Regions from separate parts of the Mus musculus genome. Here region 2 is linked to region 1. Evidence: chromatin loops called from intact Hi-C (ENCODE). Cell type or tissue: gastrocnemius. All regions are shown on one strand. Links, peaks and the distances in the headings refer to the core of each region. The heading gives the core; the rest is flanking DNA. Region 1 holds the start of Man1a (mannosidase 1, alpha). Region 2 overlaps Man1a (mannosidase 1, alpha).

Region 1 (8,336 bases), core at 12-8,011:
CAATGAAAAAACGGAAGGCAAGTGCTCTTGTGTCGTGCTTGCAGACTATTTCTCCAAAATAAGAGTGGGCATACATAGTTTTATTTCACTTTATTTCATGAAAAAATCTTTCAATTGGGCAGAATAATGTATCAAAATCTTTCAATCCTGAGTTCTATTTTTCTATTTGCTTCTGAACCAGCATAAGATCTTTTCTGAAACAGAAAATGGAATAAATGTTATTTTTCAAGAAAAACTATTTTAAAATATTTATAATGTATTCAAAACTAAGAAAGGAAAAATGATCTTTCCCTATTCTTGGAGAGAGATTTGCTCTTTGTTTCACTCTGTTGAAATAGTATCTTCTCAAGCCATAAATGTATCTTCTCACGTCCTTAATGGCTACTGTTAACATCCCCTATGAAGATTTTTCTGCCCAGAACCCATGGCTTCAGATTCTTCAAGCACTGTCATGAATGTCATTTTGCTCATTTTGAGACTTTGCTATCACTCACACTTTCTCAAGGTTTGGGGTGCCTTAGTATTGATCCTGCCTATACAAAGAGAGAAGGGATGCCACATAGCCCTCTCCGGGGCACGGCTGGATGGAGGTGCCAATGTATCCCTTCCTGGGGTGGAAGTTATTTCAGGATATGTATTATAGGACACATCCGTAATGTCTTTCCTTCTCCCTCCTTTAGGATCATTCTTTTGAGAATCTGACAGATTCCTGTCTTTTTCCAGGCCTAGCATTTAATTCTCTTACAAGGGAAAGGGAGAAATTTATTTAAACTTCTTCAGTGCCTACTATGCCAGACATCACTTCAAACATTTTGCTTGAAATCCACAACAATGCTGCAGATATAGTACAAGAGCTACAGAACACAGGCAACTCATGTGCCATGGTCACAAAACCAAGGGTATACAATGTCTTCAATAATAAATTTCTTGTTCAATCCCTTGCCCAGGTACTCTACAGGCTTATTTTATTCAGGCTCTTGGTTAATCTCATGGAAACTACATCTGAGAACTTCCATACACCATTCTCATCCTGAAACTTGAGAACTTTCTCTGAGACTATCATCACTTTTCTTCTTTAAAGGCACTTTGGCTTCAAGCTCCAATGTTCAAACTGAATGAAAACTTATAATGCTACATTGACTACTGGCATTGTAATAGTATCTTCCTCCAACACTTTTGTAGACTTCTGTAGAGCCCCACACTTTCATAGAGGATACTGGCAAGCCAAAGCACTATTTACAACTTCCTTTCTACAGAGAATTCCATGGGAAGTTCCTCAAAGCCAGTTGACAAATATTTCTGCTATAGGATGTTTTAAAATTGGGGATTCTGATATCTCTAAGTAACTGCTAAAACAAAAATAGATGTCTTAACTTGGTCCCGCAGAGTCAAGGTGGGCATAAGGATTCAACCCTGTATAGCTAGCTACTCCTTCCTTTCTTATTTGTAAGGGTAACGGGATTTCTATAACAGTATTCTACTACTTTAGCCATCCAAGGTAAATATAGGGGAAGAAAAAACAAAAACTCGGCATTATAAATAGACTATGCCCTCCAATTTAAGTACCAATATTACTGATAGTTCCCTTTAAGTCTTTAATTAATTGTTTTGTGAAAGTTAATATAAAATTCAGGATTGTCCATTGAAGTATTGAAATGTCAAGATTGACATTCACAATAAACTATTTTCTTCAGATTACATTTTACTTTTAAAATGAAAACTCAAGAGCCATTCTGACCTGGATTTGAAGTAAATTAGAAACTCTATGAATCAGGGATGTAACTTGTTAAAAATATTCAGTACTTGTTATCTATATCAAATCTACTTATTCATTGAGATATATTTTAGTTTTGAATCCAAAAAAAATTAGTATCTTTAAAAAAATCTTTCATAGAATTATCACTTGAGGATTGAAGAAAATACCCAAGAAAGCTTTTAGTGCTTTCATTTTTAAAAATGCACTGCTTTTTTTGTTTGTTTGTTTGGTTGGTTTGTTTGGTTTGTTTGGTTTGGTTTGGCTTGGTTTGGCTTGGTTTGGTTTGGTTTGGTTTGGTTTGATTTGGTTTTTTGAGACAGGGTTTCTCTGTATAGCCCTGGCTATCCTGGAACTCATTTTGTAGACCAGGCTGGCCTTGAACTCAGAAATCTGCCTGCCTCTGCCTCCTGAGTGCTGGGATTAAAGGTGTGTGCCACCACTGCCCTGCCTTTTTTTTTCTTTTTTAAAGATTTTATTTATTATATGTAAGTACGCTGTAGTTGTCTTCAGATTTCATTATAGTAGGTTTTGAGCCACCATGTGGTTGCTCCGATTTGAACTCAGGACCTCCAGAAGAGCAGTCAGTGCTCTTAACCACTGAGTCATCTCACCACCCTCCATGCACTGCTTTTTACAACACTATTAACTTGCTAAAATATTGCCAGTTTTCCTTGAGTTGTGCTTACAATTATGGTACTATAAATGCTAAATCTACCTTTCGTTCATTTATTTTTGGAAAAAAAAAAAACAACTCTGAAATTCAAGTAGCCATATTAACCAGAGAATGCTTTGACTATTCTTAAAATTTCAAAACATAAGTATCTACAAATTGTTAAAGAAAGACACTGAGATAAAAGTACTGAAAGAGAGATAAAGTGAGAATTCACTTATAGGTAAGTGGCAAACAGGACAAGAGAGCTTTACATCAGAAGGACTAGCTGAGAGAGAGAGAGAGAGAGAGAGAGAGAGACAGACAGACAGATAGACAGACAGACAGACCAAGTTTATGCTAGCCCATTCACAATGAGTAAACAGTAGTCCTGTCAAAACCGCTGGGTTCACAAAGATCAAGGCATTCCTTCAGGTAGGTAAGCTGCAGTCTTCACTCAAGAGACAGAATAAAGATTCATGGCTTGAGAAACTGGAAGTAGTCTCATTCATTTCCCATCTCCATGTTTTTCTGAGAGAGAAGATAAAGAGCTCTAAGCACTGAGATCAAGACACCGTGGCAGCCCGCTATAGCATGCTCATTCTTACCTGCTGTCTGTCCTCCCTGCTTTCCATACATACATGGGGCCTTGGGTGGCTATATAAAGAGATTTGCAAGGCAGATTTCATTAGCATATGCCTTAAAATAACTCCACTGTGAGTCTGTTTCAAACCTTCTGTAGCCCGAGTATGGGCATTTCTCAACACGTTCTCAACCTGCTTCACACAGATGGGCATCCTTGAATGTGGACTTATATTCCATCACACAGGCTAACTCTTTGTTAAGTAGATTATCAAAACCAAACTTTAATTACAATAAACCTACATCTAATGATAAACTGGGGGTGGGGTGGGATGGGGGAATCTTAAAGTAAGTGTCACAAAAGTGAACCAAAATAAAAAGAACAGTCCCCTTAAAAGTTTAGAAATAATATATATAAATAAAATTTAAATTTCGATGTGCTAAATTTTTAATGCATCCACTATAGGAAGTATCCTAAATTCCCAGATTGATTTGGAGTCAAGATTAAGGAGTTTAGAAACAGAATTAGTTAAGACTTCTCTGTCATATCCTTGTATATGTACTTAAAGGTTGATTTTATTACTTTCTGGAATACATATACCAAATTAAATCAAAGTTCATAGGTATTCCTGTCTCTTTAAAATTAATCCCATTTTTAAAACATAGTTGGAAAAATAATGGCAGCACAATTACCATCACCAAATGACCAGAAAGAAAGCAACTGGCTTCCTCAGGAGTTAGCCCCTGTTTCTAGGGATCTGTCTTCCTTTCTGTGAGGTAGCTGTTTCAAGGGTCTCATTGAGATAAACACTATTATTTCAGTCATTAGGTTTTCAACCTAAGCACAACCTACAAATGTACTTTGAAAGAAATTTACCTTTTCGTCATTAAAAGAAAACATTATTGCTTTCATTTTTAGAGCTAAATCTATTACCCTGCTTGGATATGCTGCACTCTTCTGGGCATAGAATTTCATAGCAAGTATCAAAATAATCAAGCTATGAAGTCACATTTATCAAGCCATAATTTCTTATTAACCAGAACTTCTGACTATGTTACTGGCTCATTTTGCACAAACCCAATACACAACAAACAGTGATGGCTAAAAATGATAATTAACATTTAAACGAAAACGACCTTAGGATTTCTGCCTTGGCTTTTTTACTTTATGCACACAGCACAACACCTGGAAACAACTGTGCTGTGGGCACTCTCCTGGAAGTTGCCAGCTGTTTTCCTCTGGTTTAAGACAAGTAAAGGGCACACTTTAAAATCATGTTTCCGGAGAAGGTTGAGGGTAAACAGAGCTGCTACAAACCAGCTTTCAGGAGTGGGAAGTCAGTCAAATTTCCCTCTGGTAACTGTTTCTTTGTGGAGCAACAGGGGATTCATAACACAGTTTGGGAAATGTTTTCTTGTCTCTTCACCCTGAGGCAGGGGGTTCCCAGCCAGGTCAAAATGTAGATCTATGCAATATCAGCAGGGCATTCCAATGGATGTCATGGGAGGTGGAGCCAGTTTCCATGACATTCCATGAGACTGAATACTGCAAGGCTGTGTTGAAAACAATCTCTGTTGGACCAAGTCTTGCCTTCGCTGGGAGTTGTCGCATCCAAGACTTAATTTCAACAGGGTTCAATTTATTGCTTGGAGCTCTGGCAGCATAAAACTGTCTTCTTTGAATGGAAAATTTGACCAACTGCGATGAGGTAAATGAATTTCGAAAGTGGGGGGGGTGTGGGGGAGTGTGGGGGAGTCATACAACTTTTGTTGTTGTTGTTGTTTATTGTAAGGGGAAGAGGGTGTATACTTAGAGCCCCAAGCAGTCCCCAAACCCCAAGTCGCCTAGGATGTAAAAGGCTCTTAACGAGGTAGAGTAGAGAGCTCAAAAGCTTTGTGGAGGAGCCTGGAGACTTTGGATTTGAGAGTTATTGGGCACCGGGGAATCCCTGTCTTGGGTAATAAGGGGTGGCTGGAGAAAAGCCTTCAAAACCACTTCAAAACCACGGCTTGCCCCCGCAATCCCCTGCATGCTCTTCGGGATCGCCAATTTCGAGTACTGGGGCAAGCTGTCGCTACCATATTAGTAGTGGTCACTCGGGGATCCACTACCTTTGGGGCTTCGGCTTGAATAGGTTTTGGGCGGAATAAGCTCGGACCAACTCCGGCTCTGGTCCTCCGGGCGAGTCTTAACACGGCTCCCGGGCGCAGTTCCAGTCCTCGGGAGCCCAGGGGAGCCGCGACCTCCCCGCCTCTGCCGGGTCCCGGAGAGGCAGCGCTTCCCGTAAACTCCCCGCCCCGTGCGGCCCCCTCCCCGCCTCGGCTCCACCCCCGCGGGACCCTGGGAGGCGTAAGATTGGCCCGGACGCGCTGTCACTCTCCGGACGCGTCACCGCCCTCGTTTCCGACCGCTCGGGAGACCGGCAGTGCTATTAGTGCACGGCGGGGCCGCGACGGAGGGCAGTACGGTGCCTGGTTCGCTGGCTCACGCCGGCAGGTCGGTGCGCTCGCTCACCTGAGCCGTGTCCCGGGGCCTCAGAGCCACCCGGCTGTACGCGTGCTACCACCCGCCGGGAAGCGCTCGGAGATGGGCAGCTGGAGAAGTTGACGAACCCCCTACGCACGCGGCGCCCTTGCTGCCCAGAGGTGCGCCGCCCTTGCCACCGAGGTGCCCGCTGTGCTGACCCAGATGTCGCGGGACACCCTGCCTCCGCGGCTGGAAAACTTCACCCCAAGTCCAAAGTGGGCTCTGAGGGTGGTGCCCGCGGCTGGACCCCGGGGTTGCCTGCCGGGATACGGTCCTGCGGATCCCGGGTCCAGGGGAGGGCGGAGACCCCACTGGAAACTTTCTCAGCACCTTCCTAACCACTGCGCTTTTACTGTCTCCTCTCCCCCCAACAGGGGCTGCAGCCAGCGGTTTGCCGCGCGTGCCTGTTTGCCAAAGGAGCCGCCCCGGCGAGGATCGCCGGAGGGGAGCCGCTTCAAGCGGGGAGACCCGCAGCCCAGACACGCGCTCTGGGCGGCCTGGATGCGCAAGAGCCGGCCCCGCAGCCGCTGACAGCCGGCGGCAGCGAAGTTTGGCTGCTGAGCGGCTCGGCGCCGGGCCCCTGGACAGACTGTCAGCCGGCGGCTACAACCTCCGGAGCGATGCCCGTGGGGGGCCTGTTGCCGCTCTTCAGTAGCCCTGGGGGCGGCGGCCTGGGCAGTGGCCTGGGCGGGGGGCTTGGCGGCGGGAGGAAGGGGTCTGGCCCCGCTGCCTTCCGCCTCACCGAGAAGTTCGTGCTGCTGCTGGTGTTCAGCGCCTTCATCACGCTCTGCTTCGGGGCAATCTTCTTCCTGCCTGACTCCTCCAAGCTGCTCAGCGGGGTCCTGTTCCACTCCAACCCTGCCTTGCAGCCGCCGGCGGAGCACAAGCCCGGGCTCGGGGCGCGTGCGGAGGATGCCGCCGAGGGGAGAGTCCGGCACCGCGAGGAAGGCGCGCCTGGGGACCCTGGAGCTGGACTGGAAGACAACTTAGCCAGGATCCGCGAAAACCACGAGCGGGCTCTCAGGGAAGCCAAGGAGACCCTGCAGAAGCTGCCGGAGGAGATCCAAAGAGACATTCTGCTGGAGAAGGAAAAGGTGGCCCAGGACCAGCTGCGTGACAAGGATCTGTTTAGGGGCTTGCCCAAGGTGGACTTCCTGCCCCCCGTCGGGGTAGAGAACCGGGAGCCCGCTGACGCCACCATCCGTGAGAAGAGGGCAAAGATCAAAGAGGTGAGTAAAGCCTGCCTGAAATCCCACTCACGCTGCTGTTTTCTGGGAGGTTTGATAAACGATTGGAACTTAGGACTTCACCTTTATCATGCAAAGGCGAGGGAAGTCATCGCTTCCACCACCGTGCCAAAGGCTACACGTTTTTCCTTTTACTACCTCAGGATAAGTGACCAGTGAGGATCTGGGGCTGAATCCCATTGAACTTGCATGCTTTGGTGAGCTTAAGCTATAAGAGGCAGGGGTGAGTGAATACACTGGGCACAGGAGATAGCTGCCTCCTCCTTGCTGGCTGCAGTTAGTCTACCCTGCAGTCATTGTGCAGGTACTGAGCAGCTGTCCCCTTTAGAGAGGCTTGCAGGTGGTTTGAAATTGAAGCTGACTGTAAACACAGGGCATCAATCACACATGAGACACAGGTTATAACAGTGAGCCAACGCACGCCCCTTGTTCAGTCATGTGGCCCTCCCTGCCAGGTGTGTGTGTGTGTAACAGGCTGTAAACTTGAAACCTGAGACCTTGCGTCATGGGCCACATACTGTCTTTTACTGATTTAAAACATCACACGCACACACGCACACGCAGACACACACACACACACACACACACACACACACACACACAGATCTACTGTTTTCTGTGTTTCTAGAACATTGTCAGAAAGAAGGGGGTGTTCTCTGTGATGCAACAGGTCAGCCTGCCACAGCAGCTCAGTGACAAAGTTAATCTAGAGCAAACATGGACTTTGGTAAATCCTGTGTAATTTCTTTCTGGTTATTTTTACTCGCAACATGTGATTGGTTTCTGCAAGCTTAAAGGCGAAGGAACCCTAGAAAATCCTTTCAGTCTGTCATTTCAAAGGTGAAACTGAGGAATGACAGCTCAAGAAGCCATTGATGACCAAATTGAGACCTGAACGAAGGAGCTGCAGCTTCCCAGTTACCAGACTCTGGGGACATGTGTCCTTCCAGGCTGCTTTCTCTGTGTTTTCCTGGGAATCCAGTCCCGAGGAACTATGGAAAAGCATAGCATCCCAACTCTGGGTCCATCCTCTACATTATCAATGGATGTAGTATTTTTGTGAAGACATTGTTTTGCTATGGGATCCATTATCAGGAAACGGTCGTGATAGCATTGTAAGGGAGTAAACAGAACGTGGAGGCTGCAGAGACTGAAAGTGGCTACGGGATAGAGGGGTAGAGGCAGGTTGGTTGCCATAGGAGGTGAGTGAGACCAGATGAGATCAGGTAAGGTGTCACTGAGCAAGTTCAAGTGGACATGGGTTCCTCTCAGTCTCCTCTGAGATGAGCCTTTAACCCTCCAGGCTCATGGCTCTGTTTGATCATCCAGCATGCTTTCTGCTTTGCAGAGACACAGTAGAGGGACGGCTTCTGCTATCCTGGGTTGCTTTCTCTGACAGCTTTTCCTCTGTGAAATGCCAACAGTCCTACCCTTCTGAGAGAATGGGACACATTTCTGCTTCTTCCGAAACATCTTTCCACCCCTACCTCTTAGACTCCTTAGTCAATACGGACCATTAGAAGATTTACCCTCAAATGATCAGCATCTGCTGCTGCTGTTTGAGGACAGTAATCC
Region 2 (8,336 bases), core at 255-8,254, 160 kb after region 1:
AAAACCACTGTGAAATTTGATGATACTAATACCTTAAAAGGAATTATGCTCATACTGAGAAGTCACTGCTTTATACAAAAATATGCATCTTAGTGTATCGAGTAACAAAAAAATAGGCCATTCAAGTTTGAGCTTACTTACTGGCCTTTGCTTTACCTCAGTAACACTGAGCAAGGGTCTCCGACTCAATACAAAAAGAAACTTCCCCAAAGCCCCATAAGGAGATTATATGTCTGACTTCCCATTTATTAAATAGGCATTTATATGCAAAGATTAAATAACCGGCCTTTTGTGACATTCTAAGAGAACTCTCAACCACCAAGCTTTCAGCTACCTAGCAAATATGGCTGCAGGACCTTCTAAACACCCAGTGGGTGTTTAGTAAATAGGAGGTAAAGGGGGACAAAGAGGAGAAAAAAAAAGAATTGTCACTTTCTAAAATGGATTCTTTTAGCTGATACAAATTTAGAAATATCTTGACTATTGTGTATTGTATGGTGTGTCTAACTAGCCCTTAATCACACTGGGGTTTCTGATTTTTTGTCAAGGTCCTACCCTTGTTCAGGAGGTAACCCTTGTTAACTGATTGCATGTGCTCTAGATGTGAAGTTGGGACCGGAAGCGTTTCGATTTGATGGCGGTGTGGAAGCTATTGCCACGAGGCAAAATGAAAAGTATTACATCTTACGGCCCGAGGTCATCGAGACATACATGTACATGTGGCGACTGACTCACGACCCCAAGTACAGGACCTGGGCCTGGGAAGCCGTGGAGGTGACGTTTGAGCTTGCATATTTCTTACAGATCAACTTCTTAGTGCAAAAAAATGTTCAGTGTAGACTGCAAACCTGCTGTGGCAACTTTTCTGAGATTTCCATACCTTTATCAAGGTCATTCCGCTCAGGGCTGCCCGTTTCCGGCTAATTCACTGTGTCGAGTGGGCTCTAGCTTTGGCTTACGGAGCAGGAATAAAACTGCATTACAGGTAGACTTGAATACTGAAGCATATAGATCTAGACAGGAAGCTCTAGAAAGGCATGATACAGCATGAAGTTATCCTAACTGTAGAAAGAATGGTTGCTTTGTTCCACTGGGGATGCTGGACAGCTTCTAGATGTTCAGCACTGTCTGTTGTCTATTTGAAATCACTGTAGAACCCATGTGTTCCCATTGCTCCTTGGGCTTTGCTTTAATGAAACCCTATGCTTTTACATAGAGCACAGGTCCTCAATCTATGATTCACAACCCCTTTCGGGGTAGCATTATCAGATAGCCTGCCTATCAGATGTTCACATTATGATTCATAACAACAGCAAGATTGCAGTTATGAAGTAGTAATGAAAATACTTTTGTGGTTGGGGGATCACCACAACATGAAGAACTGTCTTAAAGGATGTCAGCGTTAGGAAGGTTCAGAGCCACTGTCCTGGGAAGAGCTATATGCTTAGCTCTTGGGAGAACTTAGAGAACAGTTTCCCTTGGACAATGGCTGTCCACCAGTAGAATTTCTCTACTCTACCTCAATATGGTGCTTTAACTGCTTTTCCTGGGTTTCTTCCTACCAAATATGGAACGTTATCTCCCAGATCTGTGGTGCTAGGTTCGTAGGAGTTTCCCTCACCTATACATCAAACCGTGGCTAGTTTTAAGGGCTATTATGCAGAAAGGAGTAGGAGAAAACACAGAGAATAAGAGCAAGCAGACACTTTAATTACTCTATTCTCCCTAGCTTCTTGGTAGAAAGCTAGCTGCCTTAAACACTGATCATAGAAAGGACTTCTCTGGGAAGTCTCAGGAAGTCCATGTCAAGCTAAATATCACCTCAGGGGGCCATTGATTAACCTTCTTTACCAGCCTAGTGTATCTGTTATCACTAATAGTCATTTTAAGGAAAATATTCTTTTTTTAATATTTTTATTACATATTTTCCTCAATTAGGAAAATATTCTGTTCTCTAATTATATTCAATCAGTAGTGACTCCTCTTGTTTAGATTTACATTTTTTCCTCTGGAAGCAAATGTTAAAAAGTGAATTTCATCCAAGCCTCTGTGGTATGGGGCTGGCTGGGACTTGGCCTGCAAAGGAATTATGAGTTTGAATTGCAAATACTGATTAAATTGGAAACATCAAGAATAATGTATTTCATCAGATCAGACACCAGGGCTGGGGGTGTGGTTTAGTCGCTGGAATGCTTGTATTGCAACACATGGGCCTAGGGCCTGATTACTGCACCAAAACACTACGCATGGCAGTGCACACCTACAATTCAGCCCTCAGGAAACAACGGGATCAAAGCTCAAGGTCATGCTCTGCTCTATACCAAGTTTGAAAGCATCTTATCTCAAGAAAGATGTAGCTTACTATACTAGCTTGGGGGACTGCATTCAGAAACCCCCAAAGCCATGTAAAATACAGGCTCGGCTGTGTAATCAGGTCATCCCCACAATGATAAGAGTGCCAGAGACAAGCAGATTCTCAACTGGCCAGCCAGTCTAGCCACAGCAATGAGCTACCTCAGAATACAAAGTGACAGAGGATACCCAACATTGACCTCTGGCCTCCACATATGCTCACACAGGTCATCATATCTGTACACACCCATAGACACACACACACACACACACACACACATACAATCAAAATTAAAAGAAAAACCTAACAGCATAATCTGTAGGAGGCAACGTCATTTCACATACTACTCACGGCAACACTTCATGACAACATTATAGATATTAAATGTAAAAAAAAAAAAGTGTATGACAAAGGCTATCAAAAATAGGAAATCTCTGCTACTTGGTGGGCAGTAAATGGTTTTGCTTGATTCTTCCAGTGAGGGGAGTGTCTTTGTAAAAGTTGCCTTGGTTTCCTATAGGTGAGTCATATCTCATTCTTTATTTAATGTGACATGTGCTAGGAAGTTACTTCCCTCTGTCCAAACCAAGGTGTCTCCTGATTTAGCTCCTAGTAATTCCAGTTAAAGCTCAGCTGGAGTGCTGAGCACACACTCCTGAGGTCTTGCCTTTTCTCCAGTCATGACCAACACTTGCCCATTCTCATGCTCCCTGCACTTCACCAGCAACCCCAGTGCAGGGCTCTTCCTGTGTAGCAGAAATGCCCTGCTTCATAGCAATTCTGATGCTAGCTTTTGCTCCTCCTAAAAAAGCCCTAAGAGATCACAGGTAGCAGCTATGCCAGGAAGAAGTGGGATCACTTTCCAGTAGGCAGCTCACTGCAGTCGGGGAGCTGGCTCCAAAGGCAGTCTTTAGCCAATGAGATTCTAGAGCTGGTGTCTAACCATGTTATTCTTCTTTAAAGAACACTTTCACCATTGCTCATGCTTACTGCACAGCCCATGACCTGTTCCTCCATTGCACACAGCTGGAGCCCACTCATTGCACAGGACCTAATGCCTCCTGTTTTATTCATCTAGACTCACTTCCTTCCGGATGTCTTCTCAATAAACTCCCTACTCACAACCTCTGTTGCATGTCACTTTTCAGGGAACTCAACTAAAATGTATGGAAACGAAAAATCACCTGGTATAACTCTATAGTCACACACAACATTCTGGGCTGTGGAGATGGCCCATTGGCTAAGTACTTGCCTTGCACACTGGAGCCTCAGAGTTCAGATCACCAGAAACCACATAAATCCAGGCATGCTAGCCTATGTCCATTATCCTAGTGTTTCTACTACATGATGAGAGGTGGAGATAGGAGAATCCACAGAAATCCATGGGCCAGGAGGGGTGGCGTAGGAATATAAGAGGCCCTGTCACAAACAAGACAGAAAGTGAGAATCCATACCCAAAGTTACCTAGTTAACTTTGTATTACACACACACACACACACACACACACACACACACACACACAATAATATCCTTTTCCCAGTGTTCTTTCACTGATATAGACTCAGTAAAACCGATTTCCATGTCTTCATTAGATAGGATAATTATTTTAAGTACATTAGGACAGTGTACATAGGCACCGTGCAACACTGGAGCCTGCCTTCCTGAGTAAATAGTACACCAGTAATCATAATCATTCAGACACATGTGAACACACCTCCCAAAAGGAACTTCTAGCTGGTACTTCATTTGCTATCCGTCAGTAATGGCAAGAACGGTATTGCATTTGTCCCAATTGAATATGTGACAGCTGGCAGATAAGATTTATCTGAATAATAGCGGTGCCTACTTATTCGTACAGATTAGGTAATGTCACAGCTGATCCACAGAAGATAAGTCCTCATGGGACTTTTGCTTTCTTCAGTTTTCTTTGATGCCGTGCACCTCAGGCTTTGCACACCAACATTCCGAATCTGAGAGAATCGTGTTTCTTTCCCAATACGCCTGCTACTTCCCCAGCTGTGATCCTTCCTCCCAAACGCGCTCTGATTTATTTGTGTTTCCTGAGCCTTTGTTATTTTTTTCCTTGAGACCAGAGAAATTTCAAGCAGACACCACCAATGGTGTTATAGCTTGGGGGTTGACTCTTACAAATCTCTGTGGATTGGCTGTTCAGTTCCTATCTTCATAGCAGTGCTTCCTGACTTGAGTCTGACTGGTCCTGCTGGCTATTGGCTTCCTCAGCCAACCCCAAATTATAATCACTCGGGGTCAGGTTTGTCTTCCATCCACTGATTCAAGCTACAGTCACTATAAACAGCCCTAACATCCTGTCCTCTGCTGTTGGCATGCTGCAGCACATTTGGTCCCTAATAACATAAGCCCTTACACAAAATGCCCAGAGGCTGAGCACTGCCAGAGCACACTAATGAAATGATCTGCTCAAGATGTGGCAGTGTCCACTGTCGAGAAACGGTTAGGATGAGAATCCGTGCTGTTAGCCCAGAAAGCCTGGTGTGCCTAGCTTCATATGCCTTATATCTCAACACTTACACTTTTGTTTGGGGAAATTTTGTTATAAGTACATATTAATTATACAAAATAAGAGAACTCGTGATAGCATTTCCAGCCAGTGCATACAAGTGTTCAGTTCATGCATTTAGACTTTGACTTGGGGGTATTTAGTTCTTCTAAATAGTCTTCTACATTATCCTCATTTCTAGATTATTTTTAATTTATCTAAAGCCTCAAAAGCTTGAAAATAACTAGGCTACCAAAAGGCCTTTTTATTGTAGTGAATATTGCTTTGCCTTTGTTGAGAGCTCTGCCCATATTAAGGAATTTCAGAGACTGTAATTAGCAATCTAGACCTGAGGCCAGTGGTCCACTCTCACCATCTTTGTGTTCTTGACAATTATCTTAGCCATGGTTTCTTTTGCTGTGCTGAAATATCATGACCAAAAGTAAACTGGATAGAAAAGGATTTCTTTTGCTGATACTTTCACATCACACTGCTCATCACTGAAGGAAGTAGGGCAGGAACTCAAATAGGGCAGGAACCTGGAGGCAGGGGCTGATGCAGGGAAGGGTGCTGCTTACAGGCTTGCTCTTCATGGCTTGCTCAGTCTCCTTTGTTATAGAACCCAGGACCACCAGACCAGGTTGGCACCATTCACTATGAACTGGATCATCCCCCATCAATCACTAACTTAAAAAAATTCTCTACAGGCTTGCTTACAGCCTAAACTTATGGAGGCATTTCCTCAATTGAGGTTCCCTCCTGTCAAATGACTATAAAACCTATGTCAAGTTAACAAAAACTACCCAGCACAACTCTTGTTCTTATTGTCCAATGAGGAATTATGGGAGCAAAACTATGAGTAGGCATGATCTGACAAGGAAGATGTCTGTGTTGTCTATACCCAAAGGCAACGCTTTTCTCTCTTCCCCTTTTCTGGTCTCTTTTGTTTCCTTGGTTGCTTGGTTGAATAGAGAGATGGCGAGATACTCGGGTCACTGGGTTTTTGTGGTTTGCTTCTCACAGGGTATCATTAGCTAACCCAGGCCAGCCTCAAACTCAGTATTCCTGCCTGAGCCTCCTACATGATGAAATCTTTTTCTTTCCTTTGATACAGAGGCATGGACCACCTTGTCCACCTGCCAGCTCTGTATCAAAGGAAAGAACTCATGAAAATTCCCATGGATAGAAATGAGAGCTAATTGTCCTTTCTGGCTTCTCTGCTTATTATCACCAAAAGAGCTTCACGGGAATGAATGGGCTATGGAAGGTTTGGTGGTTAAGATCATTTTAAGGAACTATTTGGAAATTCAGTTTCATTATATCCCAGAATAACCTCACCTGACTTTTTTTTTTTTTTTTTTTTTTTTTTTTTTTTTTTTTTTTTAGTGCTGACCTTTTTTTTTTCTCAATTTACAAAATAAAATTTGGCTTAATCCTCTCATCTGATACTTGGCTGCTTATCAAAAAGCCCTTTCTATCATAAGAAGGAAAGAAAAAAATAGTTGGATGTAGATGTTGCCTTTGGAGTGCTCTCTCAATTGTCTTATGGTATAATATTTAGAATTTAATTGAAGCATCGTTTTTAGATCGTCATTTAAGTTTTGAAAGATTTCCTCTTAAGCACTAAAACATGGGGAATTTTTATTTTCTTTGTTCATATGGCACATAGGCTCAGCTTTCTTTAACCTAGCAATTTAGTGCTTCTCATGGATGGCTGCTCTCTTCTCCTTTGCCTTACGTTCTCATATGAAAAATCAATGACCTCATTGTCAGTATCTGTTGGTTGTGGCTGAGCACAGGGTGCAGTGTCCCTGCTCACTCATGAGCCTTCATGGCTGCTACATGCTTTCTCTTTCCTCTTCTTTGAGCTGTATTTTCTAAGTATATATTTTTTTCAAACCCCTTTTCTAGCTTATGAACATTTTTCTCTACTAGCATGAAAAGGCCTGTAACTTTCAGGAGATTGAAATATGATTCAAAGACTAGCCATGGAATGGCAGAGTTGGTTAAAATAATTGCTCTGTAAGCACCAGGACCTGAGTTCAAGTCTTAACACCCCACAAAAAGCCAGGCTCGGAAGCATCCACCTTTAATCTCAGCACTGAGAAGGTTTGGACAAGAGGATCCCTGGGAATGCCTAGCCAATCCTAATAGTCTAGTCTAATTGATGTGCTTCAGGCAAACAATAGTCCTTATCTCAAAGGATGTGATTGTCTTCATAAGATTTACATCTGTGGTTGTTCTCCAGCCTCCATACACATGTTTCTACTCATATAGGAATCCACATGTGCACACATATTTTAAAAGAGATAGAATTGTGTTCATAGTTTAAGGGTATATTCTTCATGGCAAAAAAAAAAAAAAAAAAAAAAAAAAAAAGCCTAGTAGAGGGAACTTGAAATAGCTGTTTATGTCCACAGACAGGATTCAGAGAGAAGTAAATGTTTTCTCCGGTTTTATTCAGTCTTGGAACCACATTCATGTATGACACACACTGACAGTAACTCTTCCCTCCTCAGTTAAGACCTCTGAAAGCACCCTCCCATGCTCACAGTACTCATGGACGTGCTCAGAGCTGAAGGGGTTGGGTAGACAGTGAGGCATCACAAGTACAACCTCTGACAACTCAGCTTGAGATTCGGACGTCCTTTAGTCTGTAACCTCCTACCCCTGACCCCTGAAAAGGCACACAGTCATCTCAAGATGCAAAATGCTTTGTTTAAAAGCAGAAGTACAAAATCATCTAAGGCTTACGGTCACCTTAACCATCTCTCTACAATCAAGATTCCATATTATGTACCTCCACTATACAGTGACATAGAGCAAATGTTTCCCTTCCAAATGGGGGGCATGGGATAATGGCAAGGAATGATTGGTCATACAGGACCAAAACCCAAAGGAAAGAAAACCGGGAAAGCCTATGGCTCTGTGCCTGGCTTCTGGTGTTTGTAGTTCCATCATTGTGAGATCCAGGAGCCTTAAAGAACCCTACTTCTCCAGTTCTGCAAACTGCAGCCAGCCCAGGTATCCTCACCTTTTGGCTTGTTACACATAAAGCCAACTGATATCATCAACAGACGGCCAATAGTGCTGGCAACTCCAACATCCTGGTATCTCCTTTGCAGCTTAGGCTTTGCCATCACAGCTCAATGCAATGGTCTCTCCAAGCCTCCTGATAAAGAATCCCACCCTGTCAAACACTTCTAGCCTTAGCCACTTTGGGACTCGTTGATGTAAGACTTAATTACCACCACCACCACCCCCACCCAGGAATTCTTGCATGGTGCATGCTTGCAAATCTACCACCTTGTGAGCAATACTGCTAAGTTCTGCTGCCAGCTCCAGAATAACCTAGCCTCTCTGCCTTAGCTGCAGTGGCCTCTGTGTATGGTGGTGGCTGAACATAGGGAAGCACATTCCAAGACAGTTCTTTTCCAGCAGAGGAGCCCTTTAGCAGTGTTCTTG

Evidence for each region. A loop is a pair of places that touch in the nucleus more often than their neighbours do. Peaks named below come from ENCODE experiments on the same cell type or tissue, not always from the same donor. Only the 100,000 strongest peaks of a DNase experiment are listed, where the experiment ranks them.
Region 2: it touches region 1 in a loop (1.9-fold over the local background); 3 of 42 quality-filtered maps call a loop at or near these places.

What each region holds. Positions count from the first base shown.
Region 1 is chr10:54,072,823-54,081,158 of GRCm38, reverse strand. It overlaps Man1a (mannosidase 1, alpha), which reads left to right and starts at 5,422. Exons shown (of 13, transcript NM_008548.5): 1 at 5,422-5,633; 2 at 5,889-6,743. The coding sequence starts at 6,135. It overlaps Gm16998 (predicted gene, 16998), which reads right to left and starts at 5,237. Exons shown (of 3, transcript NR_038016.1): 1 at 4,306-5,237; 2 at 2,756-2,936; 3 at 78-194. In gastrocnemius, for the core only: a CTCF peak has its summit at 3,943; DNase peaks (open chromatin) are centred at 5,345, 6,113, 6,317 and 6,616; H3K4me3 peaks cover 3,894 bases; H3K27ac peaks cover 3,871 bases.
Region 2 is chr10:53,911,596-53,919,931 of GRCm38, reverse strand. It overlaps Man1a (mannosidase 1, alpha), which reads left to right. Exons shown (of 13, transcript NM_008548.5): 11 at 602-774. Among named protein-coding and RNA genes, the nearest start is that of Man1a, 160 kb to the left of the region's middle. In gastrocnemius, for the core only: no CTCF peak of the experiment used is centred there; no DNase peak of the experiment used is centred there.